3 separate regions of the Homo sapiens genome follow, and regions 1 and 3 are each linked to region 2. A link is a loop called in an ENCODE intact Hi-C map of the cell type or tissue named here. Cell type or tissue: heart right ventricle. All regions are shown on one strand.

Evidence for each region. Hi-C counts contacts between places; a loop is a spot of excess contacts. Peaks named below come from ENCODE experiments on the same cell type or tissue, not always from the same donor. Only the 100,000 strongest peaks of a DNase experiment are listed, where the experiment ranks them.
Region 1: it touches region 2 in a loop (16-fold over the local background); 41 of 110 quality-filtered maps call a loop at or near these places.
Region 3: a loop joins it to region 2, with 18 times the contacts of the local background. A loop is called at or near these places in 76 of 110 quality-filtered maps.

What each region holds. Positions count from the first base shown.
Region 1 is chr1:65,211,512-65,219,511 of GRCh38, reverse strand. AK4 (adenylate kinase 4) reads right to left here. Exons shown (of 5, transcript NM_013410.4): 3 at 586-758. Among named protein-coding and RNA genes, the nearest start is that of AK4, 67 kb to the right of the region's middle. RefSeq lists an enhancer at 5,886-5,985. In heart right ventricle, a CTCF peak has its summit at 3,768 (motif pointing left); no DNase peak of the experiment used is centred here.
Region 2 is chr1:65,684,029-65,692,028 of GRCh38, reverse strand. No RefSeq gene overlaps it. Among named protein-coding and RNA genes, the nearest start is that of PDE4B, 100 kb to the left of the region's middle. In heart right ventricle, a CTCF peak has its summit at 4,164 (motif pointing right); DNase peaks (open chromatin) are centred at 269 and 4,138; H3K27ac peaks cover 1,719 bases; H3K27me3 peaks cover 743 bases.
Region 3 is chr1:65,231,878-65,239,877 of GRCh38, reverse strand. It overlaps AK4 (adenylate kinase 4), which reads right to left. Exons shown (of 5, transcript NM_013410.4): 5 at 7,733-8,000. Among named protein-coding and RNA genes, the nearest start is that of DNAJC6-AS1, 73 kb to the left of the region's middle. In heart right ventricle, a CTCF peak has its summit at 3,801 (motif pointing left); no DNase peak of the experiment used is centred here.

The DNA.
Region 1 (8,000 bases), 470 kb after region 2:
TCCACTACAGATGGACATTCATTTGCTTTTTTGAGATTTTTTTGGTTTTGTTTTTTGCCCACTACAGCAACATTGAAACAAGCATCAACCTATACATGACCTAACCTGCTAATGCTTCCATTTCCACAGCTATTCTCTTAAAAGTAGCCTGAATTAAATTATTTACTTAAAATTCTGAATGTACATTGTTATGTTGCTTTAAAAAGAGGCTAGTAATACTTCAGCTAACAAAAAAAGGGAGTATTATTTTCCCCAGATCCCACCAGCAATAGACTTTTAGTTTTATTTTTTAAATAAAATAAATATAATTATATACATTGTATACATATATTTATCAGTAATAAATATAAAATTAAAAATTTTTATATTTTGATTTTGCCAGTCCAATAGATCCAAAGTGATATCCTATTTAAATACTTAAATGTCCCTTCCCTGACAACTACATTTGAACATTTAAAAAATGTTTTTTGGTCATGTAGATTTGTTCTTTTTTGAATGGTCTACTCATATCCTTTTCTCCACTTTTCAATGGAAATTGTTTGTCTTTTTCTTGTCAGGTTGTGAAAGCACTTTGTATATTCTTACATGTACATGAGGTGGATTGAAGTCCAGGTTATATACCCTTCCGCTAGGAGGGTGAATCCAACGGCGGCTGAGACGATCTTTAAGTGTTTCAAATGGAATATTCAAACTGATCACTAGATCCACTTCACAGATTTTGTCCAGGGCTTCGGCTTGTCCTAATGTCCTAGGAAAACCTAAATGCAAAGAACAAAACAAGTGAAATGCAAGCTATTGCCCAGTTCCAATTAGTTCTTGAAACATTTTCAGTGACAGAATTAAATCTGCATATACCATTCTAAAAGGAGCTTTACACTATCTGGGTGATGGGATCATTTGCATCCCAAACCTTAGCACCACATAATAAATCCATGTCACAAACCTGCACATGTATCCTCTGAATCTAAAAGTTGAAATTATTTTTTAAAAATGAGCTTTAACCAAGAATATCTACCTCCATAAATGTAATATTAAAATAAAATATGCTATTCTATAACCTAGCTTCTGCATTTGGAAGACTCAAAGATTAAGGAATCATATGATAAAAATTTAAAATGCGCTAAACTAAAAATCACTAAACCAGTCCTGGCTCTAGTCCTTTCTCTGCTCTTAACTACCTGTGTCACCTCAGGCAAGTTACATCACCTCCATTTCCACTTCTGTTAAAAAAGTGAAGGGAAAGCATTTTATCTTACATCATTTTAACACTAGCCATTTATGAGTAGGTTCTTAGGTTAGCAAAAATAACTATATACATTTATTTTAGAGTCTAAATCAATTAAAGTATGATCCTCCATCCAGACCTTCACCTGAGTCTGCACTTTAACCAAGGTAGGCAATCTGATTAACAGCATGGTGACTATCATAAATACTGTATTGTACACTTGAAATGTGCTCAGAGTTGATTTTCAGGATTCTCGCCACACACATAAGAAATCATACCTATGTGAGATGATGGATATGTTAATTATTAAACCTAACTGTGGTAATCATTTCACACTGTATGTATCAAAGCATCACATTGTACACCTTAAATATATACACTTACTTGTCAAGTATACCGCGATAAAGCTGGAAAAAATTTGAAATTGTTTTAAGTCTATTTAAAGATTTTAAAAGGAACTAGAGTTTTTAAATCTATTGGGATAATGCAAAACTTATTCTTCCTACTTTTCTAAATGTGTGGAAATAACAAAATTAAAATTTGGGCTCATGGGCATCTCTTCCTTTTCTGATTTAAGTATAAGCTCTGGGTGACCTCAGGAGTTAGGTCATATGACCCCAAATTACACTTTTCTTCAGAGATTGACCTGTTTAAATGTAACTCCAGGTTTGGCTCTGGTGGGGCTACACAGTGGTAACTTTTTCCTAAACAAATCACTCCAGTTTATCTGCTCTGACAAAAATCTTGCTGGATCTACTATCATTTTCTAAAAAAATGTCTTTATATCCTAGTTAAAGAACCAGGTAGATGAAGAGCTGAAAGTATAATAAAAGATGCAACATCCAGAAGAGAAACTTTAAATCCATTCAGATAAGGATACCAGCCCATCTCTACCCTTTCAAAATTGGAAGTATCAAGATGACAACTTAAAAATGGGTATTCATGGCCCTGTAGCACTTACAATTCAAAGAATTCCTTTCCTTACTGCAGGAAGTTGGTGGCTCAAACATGAATATGCAGCACTGCATTGAAACCCCTAAGTCTGTGTGAATGCCAAGCTGATTTGAGTGCTCACTGAGTTGAATGTGACAAAATCCACCCACGCCACTGCTTCAGGTACCTATTGCTTGCTAACTCTCCAATGCTTCCTCCAAAGCCTTCCTTACTGCCTGTGAGCCATCCACATAAAGTCCCCTCTCAATGACTGTCAGGTTCTGCCTTTCCCTGGACAACTCACTCTTCACTACAATGTCAAGATGGCAATTGGAATAAAAAGTTGCCTGCAAGGCCAGGCACAGTCGCTCACACCTGTAATCTCAACACTTTAGGAGGCCGAGGCAGTGGGATCACTTGAGGCCAGGAATTCAAGGCCAGCCTGGGCAATGTAGAGAGAACCCATCTCTACCAAAAATAAAAATTAAAAAATTGCTTTTACTGGTGATGCATGCCTGTAGTTACAGGTACTTGGGAAGCTGAGGTGGGAGGATTACTTGAGCCCAAGGAGTTCAAGGCTGCAGTGAGCTACAATCACACTACTGCACTCCAGCCTGGGTGACAGAGTGAGATAGTGAGCTCCTGTCTCAAAAAGAAAAAAAAAAGAAGAAAAGAAAGAAAAGGAAGACAGAGAGAAAGAGAAAGAAAGAAAAAAGAAAAAAAAAGAAAGGTACCTACAGCCCAAACAACCTCAAGATCATCTATAAACTCTTTCCCCGCAAACCTCTGCCACATCAATGAAAAGCATTTTCTAAAGCAGTGGCTTCCAAAGTTATCTTCACTGAAGTACAGAAAGAAAATATTTGAACTTTGGGGAAGCGGGAGGCAGGGAGGGCTTGGCTCATTCTTTTAAAAGAATGTCGTATTAGTGGCCGGGCATGATGGCTCATGCCTGTAATCCCAGCACTTTGGGAAGCCCAGGCCGGTGGATCACTTGAGGCTAGGAGTTCGAGACCAGCCTGGCAAAACTCCATGTCTACTAAAAATACAAAAATTAGCTGGGCCTGGTGGCGCATGCCTGTAATCCCAGCCACTAGGGAGGCTGAGGTACGAGAATTGCTTGAACCTGGGAGGCAGAGGTTACAGTGAGCTGAGATTGTACCACTGCACTCCAGCCTGGGTGACAGAGTAAGACTGTCTAAAAAAAAAAAAGCACTGCAATCACATTAGTGAAACTGCATGGGTAAATAAATAATTTATACATAATTATCCATATATTGAAGATGTAAATTCAACCTTCTCACTGATAAATGTAAACAAAGAATTTTAGAGATCCCTCTTCTAAGACCTGAAAGCTTAGCCACAGTCTCTGCCTTGTGTTCTAGCATCACTAACTGTGACCTTGACAAGAAAACAGTCTTTATATCGGATAGAGGTTGAGAGCTGGGAGCGGGGGAAGCACTAGAAAAGAAAAGAACAGGAAGCTCTAAAAGATAACATAACATTAGTTCCTCCAACAAATAAAAGCTCAAATCTTATTGGCTAGTTTCTTTGTCTAATGAGGGTAACAAGCCAGTCTGCTCAGCTGAGCTCTAGAGCCCTCTGGAGGAGTAAAATGCAAAGTGTACAAAATAGGCTGAACTCAGCAAGAAAAATTTCAAAAACATGTTGGATAGCACCTGCTACCTACTGGACTCTCACATTCAGACCTGCTAAAGACCACAGATGATAATTAATTCCAGTGATTTAGACTACAAGCAACAGGTACCTAAAGCTGGTTTAGAAGGAACAACTATAGAAATAAACCATTCCACAACTTCAAGGGTTCTCCATTTGATGAGCACATCAAAATCACCAAGGAAGACTCAAAAGAAAAAATCAGGGTCGGACATGGTGGCTCACGCCTGTAATCCCAGCACTTTGGGAGGCCGAGGCGGGTGAATGACCTGAGATCAAGAGATCAAGACCATCCTGGCCAACTTGGTGAAACCCCATCTCTACTAAAAATATAAAAATTAGCCGGGCATGGTGGCAGGCGCCTGTAATCCCAGCTAATCAGGAGGCTAAGGCAGGAGAATCAATGAAACCCGGGAGGCGGAGATTGCAGTGAGTAGAGATCGTGCCACTGCACTCCAGCCTGGTGACAGAGCAAGACTCCGCCTCAAACAAAAAAAAAAGAAAGAAAGAAAGAAAAGAAAAGAAAAGAAAAAAAATCAATGATGATGGATGCTCAGATCCTGTCCCAGACTTTCCTAGAGTAGAACATCTAGGAGTGAGAGCAGGACTTGGGTATTTCTAATATTTACCCCGATTCATGACGAACCACCAAACTTCTCAGTGACAGCAACAGTGCAAGTATGACACTAAACACTTATCTGCCCCATTTTTCTGTCAGGCTTAACTCTACTTCTAAGTAGGTAACAAACCACTTTGAAGAACAAGTCGCCTCTATCTCACTTCATCAGAAGTGAGCTGGGAAGGAAAGTCCCAAACACATGCAAATCTTTCCAGATTTACGAACTCCCTAACTTAGTCACCTGTTTGTGACATTCTTCTCCAGAGGCTCTCATGTACTTGTGCAGTATCTTACCTCTAAGGAAAGTGGTGGCAGGGGAGGCAAGCATGGTATATTAGTAAGAACAATGGACCAGAAATAAGTCAAAGATCTGGGTGCCACTCACTATTTCAAAAGTGAGGAGAAATAGCCTTAAGGTAGACACATTCAGGACTCAATAACACATTAGGTATAAGCACAAGCTTTGGGAACAGACACACCTGGATTTAATGCCTAGATTTATCTCTACCTGTAATCAGACGCACCTGGATTTAATCCCGGGACTTTACCTAGCCGTAACTGTGAGAACTTTGGCAAGTTTCATATACTCTCAGATCCTTAGTTTCATCTACTCTCAGATCCTTAGTTTCATCAGATATGAAACAAGGGGCCGGGCACAGTGGCTCACGCCTGTAATCCTAGCACTCTGGGAGGCCAAGACGGGTGGATCACTTGCGGTCAGGAGTTCAAGACCAGCCTGGCCAACATGGCAAAACCCCATCTCTACTAAAAATACAAAAATAAGCCAGGCATGGTGGCCCACGCCTGTAATCTCAGCTACTCAGGAGGCTGAGGCAGGAGAATCACTTGAACCCGGAGGTGGAAGTTGTAGTGAGCCGAGATCGTGCCACTACACTCCAGCCTGGGCAACAGAGAGGGACTCCATCTCAAAACAAACAAACAAACAAACAACAACAACAACAAAAATGAGGGCACATTAGTTTGCTAGGGCTGCCACAGACTGGGTGGCTTAAACAATCCTGGAAGCTATAAGTCCAAGACCAAGGTATCAGCAGGGTTTGCTCCTTCAGAGGCCTCTAATTGATTCATAGATGGCTGTCTCTCCTGCTGCCTTCACATGGTCTTCACTCTATGTATCCACGTCCAAATGTCCTTTTCTTATAAGGACGCCAGTCAGATTGGATTGGGGCCCACCCTAATGACCTCATTTGAAGTTAATCACCTCTTTACAGACCTTCTCTCTAAATATAGTCACAATCTGAGGTACTGGGGGGGCAGTTAGGGCTTCAACACAGGAATTCGGGGTCAGAGGACACACCCACAACTCAGCCCATGACAAAGGGTAATGCCTACTGCACAGGGCAGTTTGAGGATTAAAAGTGACAATCCCTGTCAAATGTATAAGATGCAAAGTGCTGGGCACATGGAGAGTGTGCTGATTAATAAACGGTTGCTGCTGCTCTTGGTAGAGCTCACCTAGGAGCTCAGCTCATTTCCCAATTCAATAAAAACGCAGCAGCAGGAAAGAAAGGCCCTCATCCACCCACATTTAATTCCTTTTCTGGGTTTTTTCTAAGAGCTTGGGGAGTCCCTGGTGCTCTCTGTGGCAGTTACAGCTCAGCACAGGTAGTCATGAGTCACAGGGAGCTCAACCCCAGCACAGCACAGAACCTGGGCACAACACAGCCACTACTTCCATAAGCCTCCTTCCACTGGTTTTCAGTTTGCCCCTTTCATCACCTACCTGACTCTTTAATAGTAAAGCTCCTTAATCTACTTTCCTGATCTGGTTCAATACCTTATCACGGTGAGGTTTCATTTGGGTTACAGATGGATAAATTCAACACAAAGACTCACTCTTAAGCTGTTGATAATACAAGTGTACCTTGAGGTAGCAACATGGTATAACTTCCAAGGAACTAGTGCACGTGCAGGCTGTGTTAACTGTAACTAAGGATCCAAATCAAGAAAAGTGGCAGCTTTGTGGTATTTTCTGTAGTGAGTGCCCTTTTCTAGAAGCATTCACAAAGACAAGACAACTGTGCCTTGGAAGGAGCTGGACTACATGGCTTCCAAGTCTGCAACTCAGCAAACATAGCCTTTATGCTTCACATATACTAAACTGTTCACAAAGCATTTCTATAAATTTACTTACCTCTTACTCTTCTCATTAACCCTATGAGGTGGATAGAGAAGTTATTAGCCTCAGTTTAATTAAGCTTGGATTCAGTGAAAGCCAACAGCACAATGCATATGACATCTGGTCCTTAGATTTCTGCTAAAGTGTTCTCTCTTTCTATGCAACGATGCTGCTGTATCAGGCATATAAAAAGTAATTGTTAAAAAGAATCCTCCAGCCTGGGCAACATAGTGAGACCTCATCTCTACAAAAAGTACAAAAATTAGGTGGGCGTGGTAGTGCCCGTCTGTAGTCCCAGCTACTTGGGAGGCTGAGGTAGAAGGATTGCATAAGCCCAGCAGGTTGAGGCTGCAGTGAGCTGTGACTGTGCCACTGCACTACAGCCTAGGTGACAGACCAAGATCCTGTCTCAAAATAAAATAAAATAAAATAAAAAGTTGGGTGGGTGAGCATGGGTGGATCCTAGGCTGAGCACAGTGGCTCATCCCAGCACTTTGGGAGATTAAGGTGGGAAGATCACCTGAGCCCAGGAGGCAGAGGTTGCAGTGCACTGAGATCGCGCCACTGAATTCCAGCCTGGGAGACACAGGGAAACCCTGTCTCAAAAAAAAAAAAGAATCCTAAAATGTTACCCTGTCTATCTTTCTTCTACCTACCTAAAAAGCAGGGCATCATGGTGGCATCCTTATAACACAGTTACCATTTGTAGAGCATCCCTTATGTGCCAGATATATTACATGCAGAGGAAAAGCCAAAATTGTACAGGCTTGCAAAGGCCTACCCATCTGGGCCCCTGTCCTGCCACCTCTCTCACCTCATTTCTCTGTCCACGTCTCCGTGCCAGCCATACCGGCATCCTTGCAGCTCTCAAGCAGGTGCCCACCCTGGACATTCACAGTTCATATTCCCTCTGCTTTTGCTCCAGATACCCATGTGTATCCTCAGCTCTTCCAAATCTTGGCTCCAGTGGTGCCTTGTTAAGACTTTTCTAACTGTCCTGTTAAACTGCACCTCTACCACACGCCAACACTCCTATTCACCCTTTATTTTCTTTTTGTTTTCCTTCAGAATATTCATCACCATTTGCCATATATGATTTACCTTATTTTTTAAGTGTTTCTATTCCTACCAGAAGTAAACTAAATTAGAGTAGAACATTTTAAGTTCTTGTTTACTGCTATAACCTTAGTGCTGTAAGCGTGCTTTGCACACAGTAAGTGCCGAATGAAAATATTTGTTGAATGAGTAAATATTATCTCAAAAGTAACAATAATTCTGTCAGGTAGGCCTTATCCCCATTTTAAAACTGTAAAAACCAATGCTGGGAAAAGTGAAGTGACTTGCTCAAGATCACATGATAAGTGACTAATCTAGCTTTAAATCAAGTGCTATTTGTCTCTACAATC
Region 2 (8,000 bases):
ACTGCAATGGCCTAGAGAACAAGAACTGCAGGAAGCAACTGCAACTCCTAGGAGTGAGGAATCCAAAAGGGAGAGATGGTGTTTCCAGAATGAAGAGCTGGGGAGAAGTTCCAGGGGCCTGGAGCTCAGACTTCTTGGAGGAAGCTCTGGAAAGCTGGTGCTCAGACCACTGAGGAAGAAGAATCCAGCCAGGGCTTGGATTACGAAGGGATTTTAAAGCCCATCTGGTGAAGGACAATAGCATGGCCTGTTCACTGACTGCCAAAGAAGGGCGACCCAGCTGCTGCTGGCAACTTAGGGACATGGAGAGGCTGGAGCCAACTGTCTGTGGCTCTAGAGAAACAAGGACAGGAATAGAAAAACAGGAAGTCCATTTCCCCCTTCTCTCACTTCTCAGCCACTTTCTAGTGCCTCACATTGGCAAAACCTAAGGAAAGCAGCTAGCAAAGGAGTTCAGGAAATGCGATTTGCAAAGTCCCAGGCCCAGTTGCCGAGAGATAACAGATTTTTAAGTGCCAGCATGTAAGACCCTATCCAATCTGCCCCATAAAACAAAGTAGCTTGAGCCATGAAATTCAGCATTACTATCCACCAGACATAAAAACATGAGCAAGTTACATGCATCTAAGCTGCTATTTCCTCTCCTATGAAACAAGAATTCAATAGTACATGTCTTCTATTGCACAACATACTCGATCCTGAAAAATCTCACATTCTACAAAATCACACTAAAAATAAAGGACTAAAGGGAAAAAAATGAAATTGAGCATATCTCTCAAAAGCTGTGAAACTTTGCAACCAGACAGAAAAACAATAGCTGGAATCTCTGGAGATAACTTGGACGATCCAGGCAGGCTGCTCAGCACAGTTGAAGGCTGCTCAGCACAGTTGAAGGCTGCTCAGCACAGTTGAAGGCTGCTCAGCACAGTTGAAGGCTGCTTCAGGGGCTATCAAAAAAGCTCAGAGTTATAGAGAGGAGATGGTATCATGTAGGCACTAAGAAAATGCAGATAGAAGTGGAGCTCTGAACCAGAGGGGCTGCAGTGAATGTAGACAGAGGGGGACATGGACCTGCCGAGAGCCAGGATCTTGCGTAAAGCTGGCTTCTCTAGAGAGGGAGCCCCATGGCAGACTCTCATTTTTAGTTTTCTTAAAATAGAGCAGTAAGGGCCCTGAGTCTAAGCCACAGTTGAGCTGAGGGCTTTCTTATTTCCTGCTGAACGTTCTGATTTTATTCCTGCTTTTCTAATTCCCCTAGCCTTGCGGGGTGGGGTGGGGAGACTATCTGAACCAACCCAACTTCATTATACTGAAATCATTCCCTTATTTTCCAATCAAGTATAAGCTAACTGTTGTTACAGAAGCATACATTGTAGCAGAACAAACCTTACCCATATTAGTGTTTCCTGAGAAGTAAACATGAAAACCCATGAAAAGTGCTAAGCAGAATACAAGGAAGAAATTTATGTTTGTGCTGTTGTTCTTATGCCCCCTGCATCTTCTTCCACTGCTTCCTCACATGCAGCCTAAACTATGTGAAGTAGCACCTGGCATGTATTCTTGCAATTTCATGCAACTGCTTGGTTGCCTCTCCTAAAATGTCTACCAGTCTCCTAGCCTCGATTTCTACCCTCAAGGTGTCTGGTTAATTCCTATTCCTTCTCTGCCTTAGCCTAAAGAAGCCTCTGACCCTCTCTGTCCTAGACTCCTAGAGAGCCTTCGTCATCCCTCTACAGCACTTACACCACTGCTGACTGTGTCTCCAACAGGAGGTGGGGCTACTGGAGCGCAAGCACTGCATCCGATTCTCATGTCTATAGCCTCAGTGTCAACTACAGTGCCTGGAACCACCAAGTTTGGCTGTTGACAACGTTATCCCACAGGGAATAGTCAATGATAACCTGGGATTAGACTGCAGAAGGGTTTATACACCTACTTTTAGAATTCAAGTATTATTTGGTCAATACCAGAGAACTCGCAAATGTTTTTAAAAAGGCAGTCAAAACTGGCCCTCGGATGAATGAATGCAGCATCTCTAGGTCAGATGGACTGGATGAGGGCAGACTGGGGGTGTGAAACCTCAGAAGGCTCATGCTGTGAGCAGAGCAGAGGTGATGGGGGTAAAACAGGGAGCCCATAGAGGGAAGGAGGGGAGAAGGGAGGGCCTCAGATGGAAGCTTCAGAACTTGGCAATTGATAAGATGGGGAGAAGACTCCACAGCAACTCTCATATTTTATGCTTAGGATTCTGGAAGAATATTCACCCTCTTTCAAAATGGGAATAGGGGAAGAAAAAGCTTATTGGGAGTGAGAACTTGAGCGTGATTTTGCTCATCTGGTATTTCACTTGGTAAGGTAGAGACCCAAGTTTTAGTCCCTCTCAGCCCAAGTTAAGCTGTTGGTTAGTAAGTCTTTTTGTTTGTTTGTTTTGTTTTTTGTGATAGAGTCTCGCTCTGTCACCCAGGCTGGAGTATAGTGGTGCGAGCTCGGCTCACTGCAACCTTCGCCTCCTAAGTTGAAGCAATTCTCCTGCCTCAGCCTCCTAAGTAGCTGGGATTATAGGTGTGTGCCACCATGCCTGGCTAATTTTTGTATTTTTACTACAGAAGAGGTTTCACCATTATAGCCAGGCTGGTCTCGAACTCCTGGCCTCAAGTGATCTGCCCACCTCAGCGTCCCAAAGCGCTAGGATTACAGGAGTGAGCCACCACTCCTGGCTGGTTAATAAGTTTTAAATGTCAGTGTGCACAAATCTTTCCAGTGGCAAGAAAAAAAAAAGCAACAACAACAAAACCACACCTCTGTGTTCCTCCTCCTTTTCTCCTTTGACTTAATACTGAACAAACAATGTCGGTTTCTAGCCACTTGCTTGTCAAAATTTTGTGTGGTGGTAGAAAGAGAGATTGGAATGAGGACAAGACAATTACCATGATAGGGGAGGACTAGGACAGAAGTAGTGGCCAGAGATGAAGGGTGATGCAGGATTAAGGATGAATAAGAACAACAGCCAGTGCCAGATCTCTGGACTCCAGCACCAGCCATATGTCATCCCAGCCAAGTGAGTGACGACATCAGAGAAGCCAAATAGCCCTGTCCTCTATCTTCAAACTGCTGGGGTGAGCGAGCTGCAAGAATAAAACAGAGCTGACCTTTCTTTTCTGTTTCCCATCTCCTGCCTTGGAGATTCTGGTCCATTCTACTTACAACCAAAAGTCCCAGATGTATACAGCCAGAGTCTCTGATTAAGAGACACTCTTTCTTTTTTTAATTTAAAAGATACTAAGTAATAAATATTCACCATTTAAAAAAAAACTATAAAATGCAGATAAGGAAAAGCACTAATCACCTTCAGATAACTACTGTTGGTATTTAGCCTTTCATCACAAATTTTATATTCTTTACATTCTTTGTATATGTGTGACTATGTGCACACATACATTATTTCTAATGTTTTTTCCAAGATTTATGGTGGAAAAATAATGATAGACTTCTAAAGTCATTAACAGATAGTTTCCTATCCTACTGCACAATTTGGTGTCTGGATGCTCTGCTGACCTTAGCAACACTTGTTTAAAGTCCCAGCATAGTAAGGTCAGCCGCCGCCTGCCTGCTGTGTCTGCAGACTTTATAATTCTGTACCTACTCCCATATTAGGGGGCTCTCTCTTGCTTAAGTCCATACGCAGAATTTCGTTAGCCAGAGGAGTCCTGAATTGCAAGTGAGAAGACCCAAATCTTGGTACTATTTTAGCTTCTAAATGTGCTCCAACTTCAGGGACTTCAGGAGCCAAGCATCTCCTGAGGGGCCTCTGGTGAAGGGAGGGGGAGAGGGAAGAGCTCTCATTTGGAAAATGCCTACTATTTCCCCGTCAGGGACTGCTGGGCCCTCCCTATCAGCCATCCATCTACTTTATTACCGAAGCAAGGGGAGGCCTCTGCCCACATCCTGTTTGAAGGCTGGAACTTCAGACCTTAGGGCACAGGTCTTTTACTCAAAACTTTTCAGATAATGAAAGAATTGAGATAAGCCAAGAATGTCAACACAAGCTCCTAGAAAACAATTGCAGATGTCACCGTAGTCACTCTGCAGGGCTGCACTGGCAAAGATCCCAGAGCACTGACCCTGTGCCCAAAGTTTCCTTCTGCCTTCTCTGAGATGACCAGCAGGTGGCAGCAGAGCACAAGGCAAAGCAGAAGGACGGTTGTCGGGAGCTCTGGAAAGACAAGAGATTGCAAACACTATACTTTTAAAAATTTGATTGATATGTTTTCTTCACTTCACAAGTAACTTAATGGGTTCAACTCCGATTGGCCACCCCATGGTTGTTTCCTGACCCCTTGGAGATTTAGAGCCTAGAAGTCTGTCCTCACCCACTGTCCATGCGAGTTTGTACAGCATGAAAAGTTCTCATCTCCAAGTTAAGAAGTAATCTTTCTATGAGAAGCACACTGTTTGACAAGCTGGTTTTGATATTTACATGCCTTCAGGCCTAGACTCCTAGTCTGCCTCTTTTACGTACTACTTCTGAGTTATTTGAAAAGTTACTAAGTCCCCTATTTTCTCAGTGGAGATTTTAAGCATCATCAGGATTTAAATGAGGATGTGTGTTTAAAAGACCAGCATGACACTTGCCACATGGAAATTCCTCAGCACATTTCAGTTATCTCACCCCTACGAAGAGAAGTGAGGCAAATAAAGAGAATCTATTATGGGGAATGCTGTCATTTCAAATAGTTATAAAGAGGTAGAGAAAATGATTCTCAAACCAGAATTTTCCTCGTTAATTCATTTTTAACTATCTTGTGAAATACAAGCAATGTCAACGCTTCGTTTTCCTAAACATTTCACTCAAATCGACTTCGTTCAATTACATGCAATAGAAATTTACCAAAGGTCTATTATGTACCAGGCATTATCACAGACACTGTAGGTCCAAATATAAGTAAGACACTGGTTGGTGCAGCTCTCTGGAAATGGACAGTACAGGTATAGCAGGAAAGCAACAGAAGTAGTAAAATCAATATAGCATGCCCAGAGAGCCCCACTCTCAAGACCCAGGCACTGGGTCTAAATGACTAAGACTGAGGCTGATTCAAGACAACAGAGAATGTCCACCATGAACTCAGAATCCAGTCACAAACAAGAGCAGCCTACCACTAAAAGAGAAGCAAATAAGTGGAGAGTCACTGTGTGTGGCTCAGCCCTGCAGGGATGGCTGAAAGTTCAGGGAGGAGCCAAAACACAGAAAACCCTAGCAAGGTAAGAGCATCAAGGTTAGATTCCATCTAACCCTCCTGACTTTCATTTTCGACACTTCATTCTTCCACTCTGAGAAACCTAGCTTTGATCATTTACAATGTGTTTATTTATTTATTTATTCATTCATTTATTTTGTTCAAGCTTAACATCCAAATTAATTAGTTTCAAAACTTCTAACCCATACTCCCATGAGAAACAAATGTATCAAGTAAATACTACCCAGCCATAAAAAAGAATGAAACTGTCATCTGCAATAACATGGATGGAAAGGGAAGTCATTATGTTAAGTGAAATAAGCCAGGCACAGAAAGATGTTCTCACATGTCCTCACTTATTTGGAGGAGCTAATAATTAAAGCAATTGAACTCATGGAGATAGAGAGTAGAATAATGATTACCAGAGGCTGGGAAGGCAGTGGGGGAGGGGAAGTGGGGATAGTTAATGGGTACAAAAAAATGCTTAGAAAGAGTGAATAAGAGGAGGTTCCAAGATGGCCAAATAGCAACAGCTCCAGTCTGCAGCTCCCAGCGTGAGCAATGCAGAAGACAGGTGATTTCTGCATTTCCAACTGAGGTACCAGGTTCATCTCACTGGGGCTTGTCAGACAGTGGGTGCAGCCCATGAGCAGGGCAGGGCATCACCTCACCTGGGAAGCACAAGGGGTCAGGGAATTCCCTTTCCTAGCAAAGGGAAGCCGTGACAAACAGTACCTGGAAAATTGGGACACTCCCACCCTAATACTGCACTTTTCCAACGGCCTTAGCAAATGGCACACCAGGAGATTATATCCCGTGCATGGTTCAGAGGGTCCCACACCCACGGAGCCTCACTCATTGCTAGCACAGCAGTCTGAGATCAAACTGCAAGGTGGCAGTGAGCCTGGGGGATGGGCATCCACCATTGCTGAGGCCTGAGTATGTAAACAAAGCGGCTGGGAAACTCAAACTGGGTGGAGCCCACCGCTGCTCAAGGAGGCCTGCCTGCCTCTGTAGACTCCACCTCTGAGGGAAGGGCATAGCTGAACAAAAGGCAGCAGAAACTTCTGCAGACTTAAACGTCCCTGTCTGACAGCTTTGAAGAGAGCAGTGCTTCTCCCAGCACAGAGTTTGAGATCTGAGAACAGACAGACTGCCTCCTCAAGTGGGTCCCTGACCCCCAAGTAGCCTAACTGGGAGACACCTCCCAGTAGGGGCCGACTGACACCTCATACAGCCAGATGCCCCTCTGAGATGAAGCTACCAGAAGAAGGATCACACAGCAACATTTACTGTTCTGCAATATTTGCTGTTCTTCAGTCTCCACCGGTGATACCCAGGCAAACAGGGTCTGGAGTGGACCTCCAGCAAACTCCAACAGACCTGCAGCTGAGAGTCCTAACTGTTAGAAAGAAAACTAACAAACAGAAAGGACATCCACACCAAAACCCCATCTGTATGTCACCATCATCAAAAACCACAAAGATGGGGAGAAACCAGAGCAGAAAAGCTGAAAATTCTAAAAATCAGAGTGCCTCTTTTCCTCCAAAGGAACACAGCTCCTCGCCAGCAATGGAACAAAGCTGGATGGAGAATGACTTTGACGAGTTGAGAGAAGAAGGCTTCAGACGATCGGTAATAACAAACTTCTCCGAGCTAAAGGAGAATGTTCAAACCCATCACAAAGAAGCTAAAAACCTTGAAAAAAGATTAGATGAATGGCTAACTAGAATAAACAGTGTAGAGAAGACCTTAAATGACCTGATGGAGCTGAAAACCATGGCACGAGAACCACATGACGCATGCACAAGCTTCAATAGCCGATTTGATCAAGTGGAAGAAGGGTATCAGTGATTGAAAATCAAATGAATGAAATGAAGTGAGAAGAGAAGTTTAGAGGAAAAAGAGTAAAAAGAAACAAACAAACCCTCCAAGAAATATGGGACTACGTGAAAAGACCAAATCTACGTCTGATTTGTGTACCCGAAAGTGACAGGGAGAATGGAACCAAGTTGGAAAACACTCTTCAGAATATTATCCAGGAAAACTTTCCCAACCTAGCAAGCAGGCCAACATTCAAATTCCGGAAATACAGAGAACGCCACAAAGATACTCCTTGAGAAGAGCAACTCCAAGACACATAATTGTCAGATTCACTAAAGTTGAAATGAAGGAAAAAATGTTAAGGGCAGCCAGAGAGAAAGGTCAGGTTACCCACAAAGGGAAGCCCATCAGACTAACAGTGGATCTCTCAGCAGAAACTCTACAAGCCAGAAGAGAGTGGGGGCCAATACTCAACATTCTTAAAGAAAAGAATTTTCAACCCAGAATTTCATATCCAGCCAAACTAAGCTTCATAAGTGAAGGAAAAATAAAATCCTTTACACAAGCAAATGCTGAGAGATTTTGTCACCACCAGGCCTGCCTTACAAGAGCTCCTCAAGGAAGCACTAAACATGGAAAGGAACAACTGATACCAGCCACTGCAAAACATGCCAAATTATAAAGACCATCGAGGCTAGGAAGAAACTGCATCAACTAATGAGCAAAATAACCAGCTAACATCATAATGACAGGATCAGATTCACACATAACAATATTAACCTTAAATGTAAATGGGCTAAATGCTCCAATTAAAAGACACAGTTAAAAGACTGGCAAATTGGATAAAGAGTCAAGACCCATCAGCCTGCTGTACTCAGGAAACCCATCTCACGTGCAGAGACACACATAGGCTCAAAATAAAGAGATGGAGGAAGATCTACC
Region 3 (8,000 bases), 450 kb after region 2:
AGACCAGCCTGACCAACATGGTGAAACCCCGTCTCTACTAAAAATACAAAATTAGCCAGGCGTGGTGGCACACACCTATAATCCCAGCTACTCAGGAGGCTGAGGTAGGAGAATCACTTGAACCCGGGAGGCGGAGGTTCCAGTGAGCCAAGATTGTGCCAATGTACTCCAGCCTGGGCATTAAGAGTGAAGCTCCATCTCAAATAAAAAATAAAAAAAAAAAGGAGAAAGAAAAGAAAAGAAAAATAGAAAATGACCATTTTTTAACTCAAGGTAATAATTTATTCAGGAAAGTATTATCAGCGGATATGAAAACCATTAAATGAAGGCTATTAGAGGAATAGGATATATATAACTTCTCAGAGCATGACCCCACAGATCATTTACTAATTACAAAGGGAAACCTACTTTTAGGGCAGTCATGTGCGTGTATAAGCGTAACCAGAGAACATATTTTGGGATAATTAGGCAAGTATAAATGACTTGATTAGATGAGAATATATAATTATTTTAATGTTCATTTTCTTATGAAAATGGCATTGTGATTGTGTAGGAAATTTTTAAAGAAATGGATACTAAAATATTTAGGGGTAGGTTGGCCAACAGTCTTGGTTTGCCTGGGACTGGGGGATTTCCTTGAACTCAGGGCTTTCATTGCTAAAACTGGGCAGTCTTGGCCAAAACCAAGATCATGGGTCACCCTAGATGAAGTGTCATGTTGTCTATAACTTTCTTTAGAAAGTTTTGGCAAAAAAGAAAAAAAAGAAAGTGGGAGGACAGTGGAGAGAGAAAGCAAATGTAAAAAATTTTAGTTGCTGACGCTGGGTAAAGAGCCCAGGTTCAGAATTCCTTTAACTTTACTGTAGATCGGAAAATTCTAAATAAGAAGTTGGGGGAAATATTTAATAAGTATTGATTGTTTATTTTGAATCTTTGTTACCCTCTTAGGAACTTATTTATAATTTCTGTATCTAGATAAATATAATGCATACATTTGTTAAAAAAAAAAAAAAAAGTCTATATACTTCTGGGTTTGCCCAGATTTTTCTGGACAGATTTTTGTATTATTTGGTGCATTTCATATCTAGTATATCTTCAGTGTGGATTGTGTGAATTGTGTGAAGTGTGCTGCTTTATCTCATTTGGCACTTTTGGGTCTGAATTCTAGTTTCTTTTATATCACAATCACAACTTCTGTTTTCTTACTGTTTGCATTTTCTTTGTACATGCTCTTTCAGAATAATTTTTAGATATGCCCATTGTATACCATAGACTTGGATTTTGTTTTGTGAGCTTCTCTGAGAAAGCTTTTTTTTAAAGTAAATGACTAAACCCATTTACATTTATGGATAGGGCTGACGTGTTTGGTCTTAGCTCATCATATTATTTTGTATTTATTTTAAGCATTAAATTTACCACATTTATGTATTCTTTTCTCTTTGTCCTTTTTCAATTTATTTTGGTATTTAGAAAAGTTTTTATTTGCTATTAATATGCTATATAATGCTGCCACAACTTTTTCTTTACTTAGTTTTCTACTAGTTGGTTTGTCAACTTTAAATGATACTGATATGGTTTGGCTGTGTTCCCACCCAAATCTCATCTTACAGTTCCCATAATCCCCACGTGTCATGGGAAGGACCCTGTGGAAGATAATTTAATCACCGGGGCGGTTACCCTCATGCTGTTCTCTTGATAGTGAGTTCTCGTGTGATCTGATGGTTTTATAGGGGGCTTTTCCCCATTTTTGCTGGGCACTTCTTACTACCGCCATGTGAAGAAGAACATGTTTGCATCCCCTTCTGTCATTATTGTAAGTGTTCTAAGGCCTCCCCAGCCATGCTGAACTGCGAGTCAATTAAACCTCTTCCCTTTATAAATTACCCAGTCCCAAGTATGTCTTTATTAACAGTGTGACAATGGACTAATATAGATACCCTCCAGTTTCTACCTATTACATATATGGCAATCAAGTAGCTTATTCTGCTCTCCTCTGTCTCCCTCTGTTCTTCTATATTTTTATTACTTTAGTTCTGTTATTTCTACTTTTGGACATAGAACATTTACATATTATCCTCACGCCTTTGTCTCTGCCTTCATTTTAGTCTCTTCAATTAAATAAAGGACATGTTCACCACAGTTACCTGCTGTATTTTCTCCAGTTATCTCTTGGTTTAATGAGGCTTGTTATCTAGTGTTAACAGATTCCTAATAAGGGCCAGGCACAGTGGCTCATGCCTGTAATCCCAGCACTTTGGGAAGCCGAGGTGGGCGGATCACTTGAGGTCAGAAGCTCAAGACCAGCCTGGCTAACATGGTGAAACCCCATCTCTACTAAAAAGAAATACAAAATTAGCTGGGTGTGGTGCCGTGCACCTGTAGTCCCAGCTACTCAGGAGACTGAGGCAGGAGAATCTCTTGAACCCAGGAGGTGGAGGTTGCAGTGAACTGAGATCATGCCATTGCACTCCAGCCTGGGCAACAGAGTGAGACTCCGTCTCATAAGAAAAGAAAAAAAAGATTCCTAGTAAGGAATATTAAAATATACAGGCATGGTGGCTCATTCTTGTAATCCCAATACTTTGAGATGTCAAGGTGGAAGGATTGCTTGAGGCCAGGAGTTCAAGACCAGCCTGGGCAACATAGTGAGATCCCATCTCTCCAAAAAATTAAAAATTAAAATTAAAATTAAAAATTAGCCAGGTATGGTGCCACACACCTACAGTCCCAGCTACTCTGGAGGCTGAGGCACTTGGGCCCAGGAATTTGAGGCTGTAGTGAGCTATGATCACGCCACTGCACTCCAGCCTGGAGGACAATATGAGACAAAGAAAAGAAAGGAAGGAAGAAAAGAAAAGAAAGGAAAGGAAGAAAGGAAAGAGAGAAGAAAATATAACTTGAATTTGCATTTTAAAACTATTTATCAATCTTGATAACTGAAGATCAGCTTAACTGGATATAAAAATCCATGGTTCACACTTTCTGTCCTTGAGAGCACTGCTCCATTGTTGTTTTGATCTGTGTATTGAATCACGTGGTCTTTTTGCTTGGAGGTTTAGAGGTATTTTCCCGGGCATACAAGAAAATATCTTACACTTGACCACTTGGGGTTAATTTTCACACAAAGCATCCTTTCAGTAAATAGATTCAGGATTTTTCAACTTAATCTTTTGGTAAGCTTTATTGGATCATAGCTTTGAATCTTAGTCTCAATTCACTGCTTTTTCTTCTTTAGAAAATTCAATTATAGGTGTGTTAGATCTTCTTTGTCTTCTATAGCTATTCTTTTCTTTTGGGGCTTTTCATTTTGTTTCAATTCTCTTGGAAATTTTCATTCCAATTTTTCATGTGTCCTTTGTGTACTTTTTTGAATTTGCACCTTCTTGCATACCTTATAATTTAGCTCTAATTTTTAGGATTAGTGTGTTCCTTCATTTTCTTTTCTGTACTCAGTCAACTCTTGTTTCACAAATCCTCGTTTTGTACCCACTTCTATTTTGCATTTGTGAGTTTCTGTTTTGTGTGTTTTCTACATGTCATTGATACTATTTGATTTATGTTGAAGTGTCGTGCTGTGGTTTTCTCCGCCTTGAAGTTGGGTCTTGAATATTTTCATCAGCTGAAGAATTTTGATTCTCATTTTCTTTTCTTTAAAAAATAATTTTGGATGTTCATTTTCAAGACTGCTGGATTTTCTGTTCATTTTCAAAACTGTTGGATTTTCTTGGGCCAGGTGTTTCTGCAAATGAGGCTGAAGGATTTGAGTAGTTTACTAGGTTTCTTAGCTCAAGAGTGCCCTCTTCAGTAGATACAGTAAAATGCAATTTCCTTAATGAACAGCATTTTTCTCTTTTCTCTTTTTTTTTTTTTTTCTTCTCTGCATGGAGTGGAGAGTGTTAGGGGGAGTTTAATATGTCATCATTTTTATGAAACTCTTCTTTCTGTAGGATTCTTAATTTCCAACTTTTTCTTCCCTCTTCATCACCAAATTTCCAAGAGATACCTTTTCTTACTTAGTTCCTCTTTTCTCTCCCAGAAGCAGTACCCTCTGAAGACTTAAATGTTTGGGCCCATGCACTTTCAAGCCCCTTCAATTCCCCAGTAGCAAGTGCTGTAATGCAGTGTGGCTATTCTTAGTATTTCTCCACTTAGTGTGAGACTCTCTGGGATCCGACTGCATTATGTTTTTCTCAAATAATTCCTGTTTTTCTCTTCTTTCTACCTGAGCTTAATAGCTGGGACTATGATTTACCCTCTTAAATAAAATGAGAGTTTCTATTAAATTTCCTAATATGTAGTAGATATGAGTTGTAATTTTATTTGCTGTCCTTGTTGAGCTGTATGTATGTATGTATGTGTGTGTGTATATATGTATTTATTTATTTATGAATGACAGGGTCTTGCTCTGCTGCCCAGGCTGGAGTGCAGCAGCATGATCTTGGCTCACTGCAGCCTGGAACTACCGGGCACAAGCAATACTCCTGTCTCAGCCTCCCAAAGTGCTGGGATTACAGGAGTGAGCCACCATGCCCAGCCTGTATGGTTTTTTGAAGATGTGTAGAAAGATTCAGATCTAGGCATCTGTCATTATCTTCTAAGAATCCTTACTATCTAGCCTCAACTTATAAATACAATATCTATAAATTTTTAGGTAAGACTTTCATGTGTATCCTAAATAATTCACCTCTTTTAAATTATCTTTATACTGAGGAAACATAACAAAGTTTTTTTAACAAAGATAAAATATAAAAGATGGTTCACCCAGGTCTCTAAGCAATTTTAGTCTGCCTCCCTTCTCCTTGACCCTGTTGGACTAATAGAAGTCTTTCATATTGTGGTGGGTGTATATGATCAATGTACCCAGAATAGTCAGGATGTCATGGTGTTCAATATGTCCAGAGTAGCCTGTCTGAGATGGTCAGTGCCCCCAGGATGGTTGACATAGTCAGTGGATCTGGAGGGGTCAGTGTATGTGAGCCACTACTTTGAAGAGAGTGGCTGGTCTGTCCTGACTGATCTAGTTATGGACTATTCATTTTTGTATTTCTGAGTCCTCCTTGTCAGGAAATGGCATCCCTCTCTCAGGTTATATGGCACTAGATTGGCAGGGATGCAAAGTGTCAACTACTAATGGGGTATGAGACATAATTTCTTCATGGGAGGCCTTCTAGACTTTTTAAAGGGACTGACCCCAGGATCCTGGCAGGAGAAAAACTGGCCACAGGAAAGACTCAGCACTGCTTAGCTCCTAGTCACTTTCAAATAGTAGAGCTCCCTGTCTCCAACTCCTTGTGGTCCTGAGCAAGGCAAAAGGTGCCTTGATTGTGGTCCCTCTGGTAGAGAGAGAGAGAGAGAGAGAGAGAGAATCACTGGATATACTTACACATATTCACTGGCTGAAATTAATATGGGAAAACATCACATCAGTTGAATTACGGAGCAGGGGAGAAACTCAAGTGATTTAAATGGGTAGTGCTCTCTTATAAAAACAGAATTCTCGATAACTCTCCATTTTGTTGTTGTTAAGGCTGGAAAGCCCTCCCCTAATTTTTTAAAATTAAAACTGCAAATATTTAAAAATAAAACTTCACATGCAACACAAATTTTTGGCTTCTTTTGACAAATTGAATGATGGTGGCAGCATTGAGCCACCATCCCTAAGATGGAAACAACTGTCCAGAACTGAGCAATGGCTCCCCTCTGATAGGGCAGTGCCCTCCAGTCCTCACAGCCCTGCCACTCCCTGCCTCACATTCACCACTATTTCACTCATTTTTGTTCCCTAGAGTCATTTAAGTTTTTCTCTTCTGCTATTATCCAACCATCCTTTTTTGTTGAACTCTGCTACCACATCTTAGTTCAGACCCTGGTACAGCTACAACGTTATCATGCAAATCTGATGGTGTCATTTTCTGGTAATATACTGCCTACTACCAACCAAATGAAGGCCAGGCCCTTCCCAGTAGAATTCAATCTTATCTTTATCTCCCCGGTCCTGCCTCACACTGCTGTGGCCTCCACCTGCCATGCATGCTCAGACTTTCTTGTGCCTACCATTTCATCTGCTTGGGTTCCCTTTTGCATGCAACACTCAGCTCAAATATTAGCTCTTCCATGGGCTCTACTTGGCCAGCCAAGAGAGTTACTACTTCTGTTGTTTCCTTTATAGCGCAGTGATCAACTCCAACAGTCATGTATAGAGCAATCTAATAATATGGCCATCTCCTCCAGTACATTGTGAAGAAGTCTCGGGCAAAAACTGGGTCTGATTCATCTTTGCATCCCGAGAGAGTAAAAATGCATAATAAAAGAATTAAAGTTATAACTGGATAACAAGATATATTAGTCTTAGGCCCGGTTTTATCAGTCAGCTTGGGCTAAGTTATGCTGTGAAAATAAACTCTATCCAAATCTCAGTGGCTTATAAAGCAAAGGTTTATTTTTAATGCACACTACTCATCTATGATGGATTGGCTACATCTCTGGTCCACGTCTTCACTTTAGGATCCAGGTTGAAAGAGCTCTGTGAGGTCGCCAGTCTCACTGCAAAGGAAAAGAATGGTGACCATGCCCTAGCTCCTAAAACTTCTGCTCAGAAGTGGCACACGTCATTTCTGCCCACATTTCACTGGTCAAAGCAAACCATATGTCCAAGCATGAAGCCAATGGGGCCAAGTTGTAAAATCCTCCCAAAAGAAGGGAAAGTGGCCAGGCACAGTGGCTCACTCCTGTAATCCAAGCACTTTGGGAGGCCAAGGTGGAAGGACTGCTTGAGCCCAGGAGTTTGAGACCAGCCTGGGCAACTTAGTGAGACCCTGTCTCTACAAAAAAAAAAATCAGAAAAAAAAAAATTAGCCCATTGTGGCATGCACCTGTAGTCTCAGCTACTAACGAGGCTGAGGCAGGAGGATCACATGAACCCAGGAGGTTGAGGGTGCACAGTGAGCCATGATTGCATCACTGCACTCCAGCCTGGGTGACAAAGCAAGACCCTGTCTCCAAAAAAAAAAAAAAAAAAAAAGGAGGGGACTGGACGGATGTCATTAAATTTAATACAATCTACTACATTCCATCCTCTTCAGTTCCCCTTTCCTCTGCCTTTTCAGCGGCATGGACAAGCCTTTAGAACATGTTTCTCAGGCTCCTATGTCAGCTGGCTTCTGGCTGGGTTCAGCTAAGGGAAGCCGCCCCAGAGACAGGAGAGTGTGAGGCTGGGAAATGCCAGAGTATTTTTCCCCATCCCTCACTATCTCAGGGAGCTTCTCCTACAGCAGCTCTATTTTCTTTGTGGTTCTAGCTCCCATGTGATAGGCCTGCTATAGTTTCTGCTTCTGCTGAGTAATCCCAGATGCTACAACCTTAAGAGTCATATAATCTGATCCAGTTTCCTAATGTGTAAAACAGGGAGAGAATCTGCTCACATTATCTATTTCAAGAAAAAGAAAAATCCCTGGTTGTCTAGTGGTTAGGGGGAAAAAAACAAAGAATGTACATTAAAATTGTAAACAATAAAGTGCTGGACAAATAAGGAATTTAAGGGTATACGAATAAGGCAATATGGTGTAGCAGAAAAGAAAACAGGACTGGGGATAATAATTCTTGGTTCAAGATCTTGCTTTTCTGCAAATTGGAGACAACATTGTTGGTAATGTAGTGGTTGCAGAGACGCATCAATGAAAGTATTTGTGAAACTTTATATTATCAAGTATAAAAAGCTATACAAACAAATGAATTCGCTAGCTATAAGCAGAAAAAAACTTTATTTCTATCAAATTGAAAAGTATGAACCTTCAAGCAAGATAATCAACATAATCAATAATACAATTAACAGTTAGGATAGCATATACAGATCAGACTGGAGGTTTAGATACTTGGAAGCACATACACCAAAATTAAGAGGGCCAGCAACTGTCCCACCGAGGAAAAGCACTCTGACTCATCATAAACACACGACTTCTGGGAAACTTGAGCTGACATTTCACAGGACAGTAAACCAAAGA